Regions from separate parts of the Homo sapiens genome. Here region 1 is linked to region 2. A link is a loop called in an ENCODE intact Hi-C map of the cell type or tissue named here. Cell type or tissue: ascending aorta. All regions are shown on one strand. Links, peaks and the distances in the headings refer to the core of each region. The heading gives the core; the rest is flanking DNA. Region 1 overlaps SLIT3 (slit guidance ligand 3). Region 2 overlaps SLIT3 (slit guidance ligand 3).

Region 1 (2,914 bases), core at 330-2,829, 53 kb after region 2:
AGCAGAAGGGAGCACAGGCTCGTTCAGGCCTTGGCAACTTACTAGTCTCAGTCTCTCTCCATGTAAAATGGGAATCAAATAACTGCCCTTATCTTCCAGGGGCTGTTGTGCAGATGAAAGTAACATTAAGGAGGTGGAGAGCCTCAGGAGTGGTATGCATGCTTGTGACTCTAGCAACTGCTTTTTTTCTACAACCTGGCAGAACATTTGGCAGCTCAGAGGCTGTGAAAATATGAATGTAGCTAGCAGTAACAGTGGCCATTTACTGAACATATACTGAGCCGGGCACTATTCTTTCCATTTCAAATGAATGATCTCATTTAATCCTTGCAACACTCTGAGGTTAGGATAACTCTATTTTATAGACGAGGAAACTGAGGCCCACAGGTCACTCAGTCTGCGCAGGCTGCTGTCTGGTTCCATGTGGTTAACATGTTTTGCTGCAGACTTGCTTCTCCCCAAAGGTTTTCCCAGGTCCCTGTAGGAATGATCATCTAGCCAGATTTGGTGCAGGTGGATTGAATGGGGTATTTTTCCATAGTGGGCTATGGTGGTGAAGGACGCAGATCTCTCCCACCCTCTTAGTTTTGCATGCCTTCTGTGATTTCCTTGTGGTAATTCCTGATCGAGAATGAACTTGGTGGGTCTCTAATTCTGATGTGACACTACCTACCTAAGACAGGGAGTCAGAAGCCTGGTCCTGTCCTCCTTTCCTTCTCTGCTCTCTCTCCATTTCCGCTCCTCCATCTCCCCTTCTACCGCTAGGCTTGTGTGAGCAAACTCCGTGCACGTATCCCCACAGTTATTCGAGTGGCTTCCTGGTTCATTGTATTATGCAAATCTCCTGCCCTTGGCTTGCCAGCTTCGTCCCTTTTGGTAACTCTGACCTGCACCATTTTCTTCCAGACCCATCAGCGTGCCGAGTCCTGGGCGAATTTCATTTTGCAAACCCTGTCAGATGACTACCTTCTCTTGTTCTCCGCACCAGTGGATCCACAGAGTGATGGCACGAAGGGGCATTGCACACACATACAGAGATTTTTCCTTCACAATGTGTCTATAATGGGATCCTTGCAAAGCGAAGGAACCCTGACTGCTGATCAAAGGCAGAAAGACAGGAGGAAGAACAGTTTGCTCTTCAAGGCGATGAGCCTGAAGGCGTGCACCGGCTGGGCTGTGGCTGGGGACAGCCGCCTATTAAATGCATTTTCATTTTAATCAAGGTGAGAGCAGCCTGTAGTTAGCAGGAATCGCTCTCAGTAGTATAGTTAGATTATAACTGGTGGACCTCTGCAATGGAGCCGCTGACCCATTTTAATGAAATGATTTTGCAATTAGATTCGATGGACTAATGTGTTCTTTCCAGCATTTTTCCCCCTGCTGTTTTTGTTATTGCCCTGGTTTGTAATAACAAGGGGGTCGGAATGTGATATTTTATACGAGTGGGAGCCAGAAATGTTAATAACGGCGTATGTACATAACCGAAAAAGTTCGTTCCCCAGTCAGAGCCAGCCCGAAATGCCATCTCCATCACTTCATATTTCATTACCGAAACTACTCAGGGTTTCTCAGAGCCATTTGTTATGCCTAATGCTCATAACTACCCCAAAGTATTTTTAACTTTTCCAGAGCTTTAAAAGTCAATTTCAATCTCAGTGCATATTTGTCACTGCCAGAAATACTTAGTAATAGAGGACCGACTGCAATAGGCTGTTGCTTCTTCTCTTTGGGGTGAGTTCAGACAGAAGAGATCCCAGAGGATTTGAAGAAGGGCCATAAAACTCAACCTCGGCTGAAACCAGCCTTGGAAGAGCTGATGTCATCTGGCATCTTGCCTGCTCCTGCCCCTGGAGCCCTCCTCCCCTTTCGCGGGCAGCTCAGAACAACGACACTTGGTACGTGATCACAGACAAGCTTTAATAGACGGGGGGGTGGGGGTAGGAGGTGGAAATTACAGCAACACAATTTTATTATACATCCCTGTCCTACAGCCACTTCCCAGGAGGAACACTTGTCACATTTGGATGACCAGGGGTGTGGGACAGGTAGGGAGCCAAGCTCCCATGTTTGAATGGACTTGGCTGGGTTGGGATCAGAGGCCAGCACCAGGTCCAGGATGGCTGCTGCCATCAACGGTATGCATTTTGTATCATCCTTTGGGCAGCCAGTTTGCTGACTGGGAGTCATAAATTCATTGTTATCTGATCATCATGGACTTGCTAACTCATGTTTCCAGAGCTCTCCTCCCCTATTCCCAATATCCCTAAGATGAGTGGAATAAAAGAAAGGAGGAAAGAAGCAGAAAGAGGAATTGGGGGGAGCGTAAGTCCTGTCAGGCCTCATCAGCTTGAAAAGACAGTGATGTGAATAAGCAAAGGGTCATAAGTGATGAATGACTAAGGAGAACACTGCCAGGCACACAGACATCCACTCATGGGCAAGGCTGGGGGACCAGCTGCCAGTGGCTGGAAGATGCCAACTGTTTTACTAGGAGTTTGGTCACCAGTTGGGCAGGGAGCCGTCCTAGTAAGCTATCCCCTTTGGAGTCTATTATGAGTGCAGCCATCTGCCTGAAAACAGAGGGAAATACCCATGGTCTGAGGCTGGCACTGCCTCATCACAGCCTGTGGCTGCGGGGCCAGTAAAGCACTGATGGAAGGGCACCATTATGGACCCACTCCCAGAGGCCTGGTCCCTGCCATGTTAGGGGCAGTGCCGAGGGCCTCAGAATGCCCCTCTCTGTAAGGTGGGAAAGGGAACTTCTCCAGGCTCGAGGATTTGCTCTGTGTTAAATGGGATCTTTGTATGTCCATGCTGGAGAGGAACAGCCATTTGAATAATGCTTTCTCTCTTACTCAAGTTCTTTCTACTAACAGATGAAAGTCTGAAAGGGAGAGTTTAAGCAAATTTCAAG
Region 2 (2,914 bases), core at 229-2,728:
CAATCCTGTGGAAGTTTCAACTCCCATCCCAGCCCCTTCCACTTCTGAGGCGTGGCTCTCACCTACGCAAGTAAGACTCACTCTTCAACTCAACCCCATCCTAGCTCCTTTAGGGAGCTTCCTGGATCACTGGCCATCTGATTATCTGGTTCCCTTGCCCTGTTGAAGGGTCCACTGGAGGATATACTCTGCAGAGAAGGTTCTGAAACCCAGCAACCTAGGGAGCAGCTTCAAACCACTTGGCTAGACTTTCATCCCAGTTGTGACTGGGACGAAAATACTAGAAATTCTGTTTTTTTTTTTAAATTATATCCTTTAACAATTCTACTTTTGAAAGTTTTAGAATATGCATACGTAGTATATCCGTATTATAGTGTATGCACACATTATGAAAATAATTAAATATGCATATAGAAGGAATACAAACTCGAAAATGTTCACTGACAGAGGTGTATAAAAAAATGTAGAGATTCCTGATCTGTGGAAGAGAGGTCTGGCCTGGGAGTGAGGGAATCTAGATTCTAGTCCAACATCTCACTGACCTGATAGTCAAACTTTAGCTAGTCACCTAATATTTATGGGCCTCAGTTTTTCCTGTGTAAAATAAGAAGGGAATACCTGTTGCAGAGTGCAAAGTGGTTAAGAATATGTGCTTTGGAGTCAAGGCAAACCTAGATCTGATCCTGGGCCCTGCCATCTGCTAGCTGTGCCATGCTTAGACACAATGTTATTATATATAATAAAAGGATAAAAATGCCTTACAGTTGTAAGAAATAAATAGAAAACTTATCTAAAGTGTTTACCCCATAGTACATGTTTTCTATTAGTTCTTATTAAATATTTACAGTGTTTACATAATTGAGGATTCCTTTGAAGGCTTCTGAGGTGGGAAACAAGACAATATGCATAGTGTGGATACATAGTTGTATAATATACTGTATGCATAAGGAAAGGACATCTGCCAAAATGCTGACAGTGATGACATTGTCGCTGACACTTTCATGCTTTCATGTTTTGAATGTTCATTGGGGAGAAACACTGCTACTTACAGATGGGAAAGAGATGTGAGGTCGTTGAAGGAGCCTTCAGGAACGCTGGAAATGTCATTGCCATGGAGGGTTCTGAAGCAGAGGGCACAGGTCGGAAGGTTAGCATCCACTAATTTGAATTTAGCATATTCTCAGGGCCTCCAGTGCCTGGCCCTGCCACCCTTCAGTTTTGCTCAGAGCCCCACTGCTCCTAGCAGTAGCTGCTGCCCCCTTTGCTCTGGGTGCATGAATGTTCTATGCCCAGCTCAGCAGCAAGGATGGAGGGAGTAGAGGGTTTGCGGAAGAAGGGGGTGGACTTTTCAATCTGATAGACCTGAGGCGAAATCAGAAACCAGTCTCTCTTAGCCGTGGAATGCTGGATAAGTTACGTCACTTTTCTGGGCCTTCATTTTTGCAGCTGAGAAAGGAAGAGACCCAAGGGAGTTACTGGAGTTTCAGAGATCATATGAAGAGCTGTGCTTAAGACCGGAAGTTCTGGAGCCAGGCTGTGTGAGTCAAACCTGACTTTGTCGCTTACCAGCTGTGTGACTAAGGGCAAAGCAATTTACCCTCTCTGTGCTTCAGCCTCTATTGTAAAACAGGTATGAGAATAAAAAGGCTTGCCACGGAAAGTTGTCATGGGTGTGTTAATCCACGTAGAGAGAGCCAGCATTTTCTAAGTGCTAAATGACTAATCAATATTAATATTTGTGAAAGAGTCTTGAAGGGTATCTGTATCAAGGAGGTCAGTAAATTAGTTTCCTTCGTATTTACCTAAAGAGATCTTAGGCACGTTGAGAAATGCTACCAATCCCAGCTTTGGTGACAGAGGGAGGGGGTCCTCAGCTCCCGAGGAGAGTCTCTGGAGCCGAACACTCATTGTTATGGAAACGGCTTTGGCATCAGCCACACACATACACGAGTCTGGCACTTGTGTGCACCTGAGTGCATCTTCCCACAGCACGTTGGAGGGGCCGGGCACCCCACTTGGTATTAATCATGCCTCTCTCCACCCTGTGGTGTAGGCAGCTAGGAGCTATTCTCACTTACACAGTGGTGCCATATACTAAGCCTTCCACAAATGCCTGGAGGATAGGTGCATGAAAAACCTCAATGAACACTGCTCCGTGCTCAAGTAGCAACACGAGCAAATCCACAACGCATGGATTATATTCTCCATTAAAGGATTAATCATCAACTGCATAAAAAAATCTGCAAATTAATAGAAACTCAAAGGCTTCTTTAGTGACTGATGGGCACCATCACCTGTGTTGGCAATAATCACCCTTCAGGGTAAGGACTAACAACTTTATTGCAGGCAGTGAGTCCTAGTAGAACAAAGAGACGATTAGTGTTGACAGTGGAAGTACAGATGGAATAATAACGAATGAATTTGCTCTTCTTCTCCCTTCAACTGAAGTTAGCTTGCCCTTGGTCTTCAGCTGACAGAGACATGAGCCTAATTACTCTTGATAGAGAACAGTGGCTCTCACACTGAGTGAGCTTTGGAAGCTAGTGAATATGCAGATTCCTGAGCCCCACTTCCAAAGATTCTGATTCAGTGGGTCTGAGGTGAGGCCTGAGATTCTGCATTTCTGACAAACTCTGAGGTGATGCTGACGCCAGTAGCAAGGGTTTAGAAAGGTTTCTCCTATTGCTTTAAGGCAAGGCCCTTATTTCTCTCCTCTTCCCATATAATCTGCTCTTCTCTTTCTCCTCTTAGTTACCCTCCATTGATATCCTCATCACCATCAGCTCCTTCTCCTCCCACCTCACAGTTCTCTGGTGAAATTCTCAGGGTGAAAGTGAGCCTCAGTGCTTAGGCAGCTAGGACAGCAGGAAGATGGCAAACAGCCATCTAGAGTGTTCACGATAGCTTCTCACCT

Evidence for each region. Peaks named below come from ENCODE experiments on the same cell type or tissue, not always from the same donor. Only the 100,000 strongest peaks of a DNase experiment are listed, where the experiment ranks them.
Region 1: it touches region 2 in a loop (4-fold over the local background); 1 of 110 quality-filtered maps calls a loop at or near these places.

What each region holds. Positions count from the first base shown.
Region 1 is chr5:168,764,000-168,766,913 of GRCh38, forward strand. All of the region lies in intron 14 of SLIT3 (slit guidance ligand 3), which reads right to left. Among named protein-coding and RNA genes, the nearest start is that of MIR218-2, 2.8 kb to the right of the region's middle. In ascending aorta, for the core only: no CTCF peak of the experiment used is centred there; DNase peaks (open chromatin) are centred at 1,832 and 2,617; H3K4me3 peaks cover 901 bases; H3K27ac peaks cover 1,577 bases.
Region 2 is chr5:168,711,234-168,714,147 of GRCh38, forward strand. It overlaps SLIT3 (slit guidance ligand 3), which reads right to left. Exons shown (of 36, transcript NM_003062.4): 24 at 1,050-1,121. SLIT3-AS2 (SLIT3 antisense RNA 2) reads left to right here. Exons shown (of 7, transcript NR_130737.1): 4 at 1,052-1,147; 5 at 1,447-1,538. Among named protein-coding and RNA genes, the nearest start is that of SLIT3-AS2, 5.8 kb to the left of the region's middle. RefSeq lists an enhancer at 879-2,078. In ascending aorta, for the core only: no CTCF peak of the experiment used is centred there; DNase peaks (open chromatin) are centred at 1,318 and 1,538; H3K27ac peaks cover 1,731 bases.